Linked DNA regions of Homo sapiens: region 1 is linked to region 2. A link is a contact called in ENCODE Hi-C or POLR2A ChIA-PET data. All regions are on one chromosome and are shown on one strand. The core of a region is the stretch at or near the end of the contact, and the rest is flanking DNA. Distances in the headings are between cores, read along the strand shown. Region 1 holds the start of FBXO31 (F-box protein 31). Region 2 holds the start of MBTPS1 (membrane bound transcription factor peptidase, site 1).

Region 1 (4,605 bases), core at 1,427-3,926, 3.3 Mb before region 2:
CTAAATAAATAAATACATAAATATAAAATGTTTCTGTACCACATAAAATCGTCCTGCATACAATTCATCTGCATACCACGCTGCTCACTGAAGCCTGAGTTGGCTTCCCAAAACACCACTTTCATCACTGTGTCATTCCCGAATTTGCGAGGGCTTCATCTGTCTTCCACGAGTTCACATTCTAACTCCAACCTATATTTTATCTCTTTTTCTTGTCATTTTTCATTTCCATCCTATATTTTCAGCTTCTGCTCAGACCACACCCTGGACTGAACCAGCCTCCTGTTTCCCTCAGGCCTCCTGAGGTCCCTGATCTCCGGCAAGTGATGCTCCTTCTCACCATCGTCTGTGCCATTGCCTTGAAAACTCCCTTCCTGGCCTCGCCTACTACATGAGCCAGGGACAACCAGCTGTCCTTTTATTCTTTTCTTTTTTTTTTTTGAGAAAGAGTCTTGCTCTGTCGCCTAGGCTGGAGTGCAGTGGCTCAATCTCGGCTCACTGCAACCTCCACCTCCCGGGTTCAAGTAATTCTTCTGCCTCAGCCTCCTGAGTAGCTGGGATTACAGGTGCCCGCCACCATGCCCGGCTAATTTTTGCATTTTTTCAGTAGAGACAAGGTTTCACCATGTTGGCCAGGCTGATCTTGAACTCCCAACCTCAGGTGATCTGCCCGCCTTGGCCTCCCAAAGTTCTGGGATTACAGGTGTGAGCCACCAGGCCTGGCCGCTATCCTTTTTTTCTAGAACATTCTCCCATCAAGTGTTCTCCTCCTGGCTAACTCCAAATTTTCCTTTGATTTATAAATGTCATTTCCTCAAAGAACCTTTGATCATCCAAAGTCTGGTCTCTGCTATAAGATCTTGTTAGTTTTACTTATTGTTAGAGCATTACAATTTATAATTTATGTATTTATCTATGTGGTTACTTGTTTAATGGCTGATCTCCCTGGTAGATAGCAGGATGTTATTAGTTGAAACCATTTTTTTTTTTTTTTGAGACAGAGTCTTGCTCTGTCGCCCAGGCTGGAGTGCAGTGGCACGATCTTGGCTCACTGCAAGCTCTGCCTCCCGGGTTCACACCATTCTCCTGCCTCAGCCTCCCGAGTAGCTGGGACTACAGGCACCTGCCACCACACCTGGCTAATTTTTTGTATTTTTAGTAGAGACGGGGTTTCACCGTGTTAGCCAGGATGGTCTCAATCTCCTGACCTCATGATCTGCCCGCCTCGGCCTCCCAAAGTGCTGGGATTACAGGCGTGAGCCACCGCGCCCGGCCTAATTTTTTAAATTATTTGTAGAGATGGGGGCGTCTCACTATGTGGGTAGGCTGGTCTCCGACTCCTGGGCTTAACCGATCTACCCGCCTCGGCCTCCCAAAGTGCTAGAATTACAGGCGTGAGCCACTGCGCCTGGCCTGTGTGGTTTGTTTGTTTGTTTGTTTGAAGAGACAGGGTTTCACCATGTTGGTCAGGCGGGTCTCAAACTCCTGACCTCAGGTGATGCACCCTTCTCCGCCTCCCAAAGTGCTGGGATTACAGACGTGAGCCACCGCGCCCAGCCATTTGTGGCTATTTTTGTTTTTTGTTTGTTTTGGAGACAGGGTCACGCTGTGTTGCCCAGGCTGAAGTGCAGTGGCACCATCACGGGTCACTACAGCCTCGGCCTCCTGGGATCAAGCGATCCTCCCGTCTCAGCTTCTCTTTCTAAAATTTTGTTTTGTAGACAGGGTCTCGCTGTATTGCCCAGGCCGGTCTCGAGCTCCTGGCCTCGATTGATACTCCCGCCTGGGCCTCCAAGAGATGGGGTCCGAGGCGAGCCCACGGCGACGTGCGCGGCTGCTCAGGTGAGAGGACGCCTTCGCGGTCACCACCCGCGGACCTGGGAGACGACCCCGCTCAGCGGCCTCGGCGGAGCCCAGCTGGAGCAGGCGTGCGCGGCTCCCAGCAGCTGCAGGAACAGGCGCCCTTTGGGCGGCGCCGCATGGCAGGGCCTCCCTTTCCAGACCGGGCGCGCATCCCCGGATCTCTTGGGCCGCGCCGGCCGCCGCCCCTCCAAGCCCTCCCCGGGGCTTCCGCAGGGAGCTCGGGATCCCCGAAGGTCCCTGCAGAGCTCCGCAGCTCGGGCCTTTTGGTTACCATAAGGCGGAGACGATGGAACGCGCGTTGTTTCAATGGACAAAAGGGCTTCTAGGCGCCCTTTGGGGTTCTGGCTGCTGCCTCTGTATTTGGAGGCTGTAAGGCGCATCTTTCTACTCACCGGCCGGCGCGGCACAGTTTCGGGCGCCGGAAGCGGGACGCACGGGCGCGAGGGGCGACCCCTATCTCCACAAAAGCCGCGGCGCGAAGTGGTCGCCGAGCAGCCTCGTTAGCGCAGTAGGCAGCGCGTCAGTCTCATAATCTGAAGGTCGTGAGTTCGAGCCTCACACGGGGCAGTCTAACGTTTTGCACTCGGCATCACCACTTTCTTTTCTCATGCCCGTCACGGGCGGCGCCCTCACGCTGGAGGGGAGGGCAGCAGTGCGGGGTCTCTGAGGTCGCCGCCCCGCGGGGAGGGGGTGGCGCGGCCGGGGCGGAGCTCTACGTAGGGGCGGGGCTAGGCTCTCCAGGGGGCGTGGCGAGCTCTGCGGCGGGGGCGTGGCTCGGCGCTGGCGGGGCGGGGCCGCGCTGGAGCGTGCGCACAGGCGGCAGCAGTGGCCGTCACTGGGCGGCATGGCGGTGTGTGCTCGCCTTTGCGGCGTGGGCCCGTCGCGCGGATGTCGGCGCCGCCAGCAGCGCCGGGGCCCGGCCGAGACGGCGGCGGCCGACAGCGAGCCGGACACAGACCCCGAGGAGGAGCGCATCGAGGCTAGCGCCGGGGTCGGGGGCGGCTTGTGCGCGGGCCCCTCGCCGCCGCCCCCGCGCTGCTCGCTGCTGGAGCTGCCGCCCGAGCTGCTGGTGGAGATCTTCGCGTCGCTGCCGGGCACGGACCTACCCAGCTTGGCCCAGGTCTGCACGAAGTTCCGGCGCATCCTCCACACCGACACCATCTGGAGGAGGCGTTGCCGTGAGGGTGAGCGCGCGGGGGTGGCGGGGCCGGGAGGGGCGGGGGGTCCCTGCCAGGTGGAGGCCTCGGAGCTGGGAGTGGCGGGGGCGGTGGCCCCGGCCGGGGGCCACCAGTTGGGCGCGGGGCCCGGCGATGTGGTGTTTTGGGTGTGGGTGGGGAGCGGCCGCGGTGACACCACGTTGAGGGGGCCAGGGAGGTATTTGAGGCGGTTAGGGAGGGTCCGAGGGGTCCAAGAGAGGCAGACGGGGTAGGGAGGGGTTGAGGGCGTCAGGGAGGCATCGAAGAGGCCCTGACGCGGGGCACGGGACACCACGGGGCCGAGGCCGTGCCGGGAGCTGGGGCTGGGATCCCTCGAGGTCTGCGCGGGGCCTAAGCTGACGCCTGGGGGCCGCCTCCTCTGCCCCTGTCTTGAAGGCGAGCCGAGGGTGCCCCGCTGGCCCTGACCAGAGACGAGGTGAACTTGAAGAAATGGGAGCAGGCCGGGCGCGGTTTCACGCCTGTAATCTCAGCACTTAGGGAGGCCGAGGCGGGCGGGTCACCTGAGGTCAGGAGTTCGAGACCAGCCTGGTGAAGATGGTAAAACCCCGTCTCTACTTACAAAAATACAAAAATTAGCCGGGCGTGGTAGCGGGCGCCTGTAATCCCAGCTACTCGGGAGGGTGAGGCAGAAGAATGGCTTGAACCCGGGAGGCGGAGGTTGCACTGAGCCAACATCTGGGCCATTGCACTCCACCCTAGGCGACAGAGTGCGACTTGGTCTCAAACAACAGCAACAAAAAAAATTACGGGAGTAGGGGAAGCCCAGTGTCGGGGGCTCCTGATGGTGGGGGCGTAGAGAGACGGATGGATCACAGCGGTGCGGGCTGGACTTTTGCCTTCAGCAATATTGGATGTAACAGATCACAGGAGGAGATGTTTATTTAATCTGGAGTTCAAGGCTCTCTCTGTTTAAAGGTTGACAGCTCTTTGATGTTCAAGCAGCTCATATTTAGGTAAAAAGGACAGGTTAGAAAACATCCAAGCGATGCAGAACAGCAAAAGGAACAAAGTAAATACCATCAGAGACCCCAGCAGTCAAAAATAAACCACTCTTAACATTTTAAAAAACCTCTGAGTCGTGTGTACCTTCTTCCCTAAAGGATATAATGCAATATATATTCTCTTAGAGACAGTGTAGTGTAAACAATGCTACATAGTATTTCACTCCCTGCATGTAGCACAGACTCGTCCCTCACTGATAAGCTTTGAAGTCTGCATTTTTTCCATGCATAAACAGTGCTTTGAAGACTGCTTTGTGCATTTTATAGAAATTTAGGAGATTGACATGTATCCTTGGGAACTTCTGAGATTGTCTCGGTGGGATGCACTTCCTTCTTTTTTTTTTTTGAGACGGAGTCTCACTCTGTCACCCAGGCTGTGGAGTGCAGTGGCGCGGTCTTGGCTCACTGCAACCTCCGTCTCCCAGGTTCAAGTGATTCTCCCGCATCAGCCTCCAAGTAGCTGGGACTACAGATGCGTGCCACCGTGCCCGGCTAATTTTTGTATTTTTAGTAGAGACGGGGGT
Region 2 (4,067 bases), core at 1,515-4,014:
TTGAGGTCCCGGTGACTAATCCAGTTTCAGGCAGGTGCCGGCAGCCAAGGATGATCTACTGCGGGCAGTAGTGCCCTCAGGCTTAGCGCTCTCCCCGTGTGCAACTCCATGAGAGGTCTCAGGTGGCAGAGCTCCAGCACCAGGAGCATGAAGTTGTCCTTGAAAAAGCCACTGACACCTGAGATGTGCTGGTGGGCGAGGCTGCAGTGAGTATAGCGAGAGGCTGGAGACGTCTCCAGGGACGTCTCCTCTGGGTGCGGATTGAGCAGCAGTGACTCAGGTGCGATCTTGCCCGAGAACACCTCCTTGGTGTTTGCCTCCAAGATTTTGATGCTCTCAGCAAAGCCACCCTTGCCAAAAAAGCAGCCTGCCTGTAGTGCCACCGGCAGGTTTACTAGGACCTCCAAGATCTCTGCAGAGTGGCTGCTGGGACTCCAGGAGCCACAACTCCAGGGAGGCTTTCCCAGGGTTGGCTAGTGCCTGTGCCATCAGCTATTACTCTTTAAAATAACATTTCATTTGAATAAAGATTTACCTTCCCATGGAATTACAGATGCTTTATTCTGTATGTGAAGCACAAGTTTAGGAAGTTATTTTAGAACCAGAGTGGTGGGAATCCACCAGTGGTAGACCAGGATCCTGTAGCTCAGGCTGTCTTGGTAGCTCTCCAAGTAACTTCTCTCCCACACACCAGTCCCCTCAGTGTATAGGCATTCTCTGAAACTGGTGGTGGTGGCATTCTCTCCCCTTCTTTGGGGCCTCGCTGTCACATGATGGATGCCTGCAATCACTGTTCTACCCCAGTTTCCAGCTGTAGGGCCATGTATTCAATGGCATAGTGACTAAAGGGCTGTTCAGAGAACCCTGACCAAGATTAATTTACCTAAAGTTGGAACAGAAGGACATAGTCAAGTTTAAAATCAAATGCTTTGTGTGGTGGCAGAAGGGAGTGCCTTTGACGGTTTGCAAATGCAGAGAGGCAAGGATTCTCCAAAAGTTCAGAAAATCGTATGAGATCTGAGTCAGGAAAGGATTCAAGAATCCACCACCACATATTGAATCATATAGGAGCCGAGCACTTTATGAGTATGCTTTTTGTTTGTTTTTGAGACAAGGTCTTGCTGTGTTGCCCAGGCTGGAGTGCAGTGGCACAATCATGGCTCACTGCAGCCTCGACCTCCTGGGCTCAGGCAGTCCTCCCACCTCAGCCTCCCTAGTAGCTGGGACTGCAGGTGCACACCACCACACCTGGTAAAAACAAAACCAAACACAACTATAGAGACATGTCTCTGTTGCCCAGACTAGTCTCAAACTCCTGGGCTCAAGTGATCCTCCCGCCACAGACTCCCAAAGTGTTGAGATTACAGGCATAAGCCACTGCGCTAGGGCTTATGTGTGTACTTAATTTAACCCTCATCCTTTAAGGTAGATATTAGTACCCCTATTTTTTAAAAAAATTATTTATTTATTTTTAAGGCAGAGTCTCGCTCTGTCGCCCAAGCTGGAGTGCAGTGGTACGATCTCAGCTCACTGCAACCTCCGCCTCCCAGGTTCAAGCGATTCTCTGCCTCAGCCTCCTGAGTTGCTGGGATTACAGTCATGCGCTACCACACTCAGCTAAGTTTTTATATTTTTGGTAGAGCCGGCGTTTCACCCATGTTGACCAGGCTGGTCTGAAACTTCTGACCTCAAGTGATCCGGCTGCCTCGGCCTCCCCAAGTGCTGGGATTACAGGCGCGAGCCACCCCGCCTGGCTAGTACCCCTATTTTTGTAATGAAGAAGCTGAGGTACAAAGAGGTTAAACAACCTGCTCAAAATTACGAAGTAGAAGCCTGAGGTGGGGTATGGTAATTTGTGATTCTACATTTATCCACCATATTAAGTCAACTGTGTTAAATCATGTTGAAGGAAGATGATGCGCTGTGATCTGTAATATTGGTGCAGTTCAGCATTACCGTGGTGCAGTGTCAAGTTCCAAAAGACACAAAACTGTCTGATCGGCCTGTAGCGCATCACCGCCCACCAGCAGTACCTGAAGACGCTTTCAGTCCCCTGCTAGTGCCGTACGGAGTCCGGGCTGGTCCATTTACATTGAAAACAAACTGATCCTAGCATCTAAGTCACCCAGACATCTTTTAGGCGGCAAGCTTTTCAGACAGTTTAACACATTTATTCTTGTTTTTTCAAAAAGAGCAAACACGTGGCGTTACAAAGGTCCTCCGTTTCGCACGCACCGGTGTCCCGGCAGCGCGCTGCGCGTCGGGAGGCCCAGTCTGTCGTCCCGTGGGGCCGGGGGTCAGGAGGTCGGGCAGGCGGGATTTGGGGTTTCGCGTGTTCCGGACCGGACACTTCGCCATCTTAACGAGCTACCGCCCGGGTTAAGGGGCACCCAGGGCAGGTGCCCGGCCGGGGGTGGGGTGTCCGAGCCGCCGGTGCCTGGACGTGGACCCCTGCAGGAAGGGTCCGCGCGGGAAGCGAGCTCTCCACGAGTCCATGACAGCAGGCCCGCGGGGGCAGGGAGCCTGCGCCAGGCAGTCTTTCTAGATCCTGGCCCAGCCTGGCCGCTTTCGCGCCCGTGCTCCTTTTCGGGGATCCTAGAGCGACGCGCAGAGCGGACCAAGGGTTCCCCCAGCGCGTTCTCGCCGCCTGGCAGCTCGCTGGCCACGCCCCTCCGCTTCCACCCTGCCACCGGCCCCCGCCGCCGCAAATGTCGCGAGACCTTCGTCCATCCTCCCGGCGTGGTCCCGCTGCCCACGGCGTCCAGAGCGCGCACGCAAGCCCCGGGAGCGCGGGACAGACAGGGCACGCTGGGTCGGCGGAGCTGAGGCTCCCAGCTGTGGGCCTCGCTGGCCCGGTCGCCCAGTCTCGCGAGAGTTGGGAGTAAACAGCCCCGAATGGAGTGCCCAGGCGTGTTCGCCGCGGAGGCGCCGTTATCCCGGGCCCGCCGGCCCTGAGCTCCCGGCGGCGCAGGTACGTCAGCCGCCCGCGCGCGGCCTCCCCGACCCGCTCCGCCTAGCGGCGGCGGCCCGCTCGCTCAGGTGTGCCGGTTGCGTCCGAGGCCCCGAGGCGAGGGCTGCGGGGGCCGGGCCGGGTCGGGGGAGGTGGGCGCGGGGCCTCCGGCGCTTGTTTGGACACAGCGTGCCTGTACCGCGGCCCTGCGGGGGTCTGCGCGCTCCGGCAGCTTGTTCCGTTGCCTGGTTTTCTTTACGTGAAATGAGCATTCACCGAGTGAAACAATACGCCCTGCTCTGGCCCGGAGCCTCCAGACAGACTCAATTCTAGGTGCGCTTCCGGGGCAGTGCTGGCGTCAGGTTTAAAAGACGTCGATTCTTTGCCTTATCTCGGTCTGTGCATATTGCGCTGCTGGTTTTTGGAAATGCGGGGATTCTGTTCGGCGAACTCTCAGAACCAGATTGCCTTTTAAACCTGTAGCTTCTTAAAAATCTTGCCTCGCCTTGGCATGGTTGCGCTACCTAAGACCGTTGTGGATCGTCAGTATTTTTATTAAGATGTTTACCTTTCATATTGGGTTGAGCCCCTGAGAATCTTGGCCTATTTGTCTACACAAATTAAGTTATTAGATTCTGATTGACACTTCGAAATTACGTGGAGTGGAATACGACCTGCGTTGAATTCTGGAGACTCATCCTTTAGTCTGAACTGTGTAGGTAAGCCCTCCTAACGTCAAGGTCTCCAATTGTATGTCTACGAAAAGGAGGGCTTGCAGAAGAGAAGTAATTCCTCTCATTTTTTTTTTTTTCAATCTGGAGAATCCGCTTTTATTATTTATACTTATTTTTTAATGTAAGAGCTTCATTGAAGTAGAATTTACATACCATAAAATCCACCTGTTTTAAGTGTACTATTCAGTGGTTTTTAGTAAATTTACAGCAGCACAGCCACTACCAAATCCACTTTTAGAACATTTCCGTTACCCCAAGACCTCTGATGCCCAGTTGTAGTCAATGCCCATTTCCAGGCCCCGCCACAGGCAACCTTTCATCTACTTTGTCTTTCTAGATTTGCCTTTAATGACTATTTCGTATATTCAGATGGAAACATATGA

What was found. A loop is a pair of places that touch in the nucleus more often than their neighbours do. ChIA-PET counts read pairs that join two places held with the same protein, here RNA polymerase II (POLR2A). Pooled maps may share reads with other maps.
Region 1: a loop to region 2 is called in a map of naive thymus-derived CD4-positive, alpha-beta T cell, with 16 times the contacts of the local background. The contact joins the promoter of FBXO31 here to the promoter of MBTPS1 in region 2. A Hi-C loop is called at or near these places in 1 of 168 maps with a recorded cell type or tissue (naive thymus-derived CD4-positive, alpha-beta T cell), 1 of 37 single-sample maps with no recorded cell type and 10 of 50 pooled maps. POLR2A ChIA-PET finds 5 or more read pairs at or near these places in 1 of 52 experiments (activated B cell).

Annotation. Positions count from the first base shown.
Region 1 is chr16:87,381,847-87,386,451 of GRCh38, reverse strand. FBXO31 (F-box protein 31) reads left to right here and starts at 2,676. Exons shown (of 9, transcript NM_024735.5): 1 at 2,676-3,047. The coding sequence starts at 2,708. It overlaps TRM-CAT6-1 (tRNA-Met (anticodon CAT) 6-1), which reads left to right and starts at 2,358; the gene lies at 2,358-2,430. It overlaps LOC124903747 (a long non-coding RNA gene), which reads right to left and starts at 2,519. Exons shown (of 2, transcript XR_007065168.1): 1 at 2,256-2,519. RefSeq lists enhancers at 1,568-2,219, 2,220-2,873 and silencers at 2,281-2,940, 3,081-3,320.
Region 2 is chr16:84,115,639-84,119,705 of GRCh38, reverse strand. MBTPS1 (membrane bound transcription factor peptidase, site 1) reads left to right here and starts at 2,764. Exons shown (of 23, transcript NM_003791.4): 1 at 2,764-2,971. It overlaps MBTPS1-DT (MBTPS1 divergent transcript), which reads right to left and starts at 2,663. Exons shown (of 1, transcript NR_186375.1): 1 at 543-2,663. It also overlaps the pseudogene LOC648774. RefSeq lists an enhancer at 2,034-2,193 and silencers at 2,344-2,443, 2,844-3,273.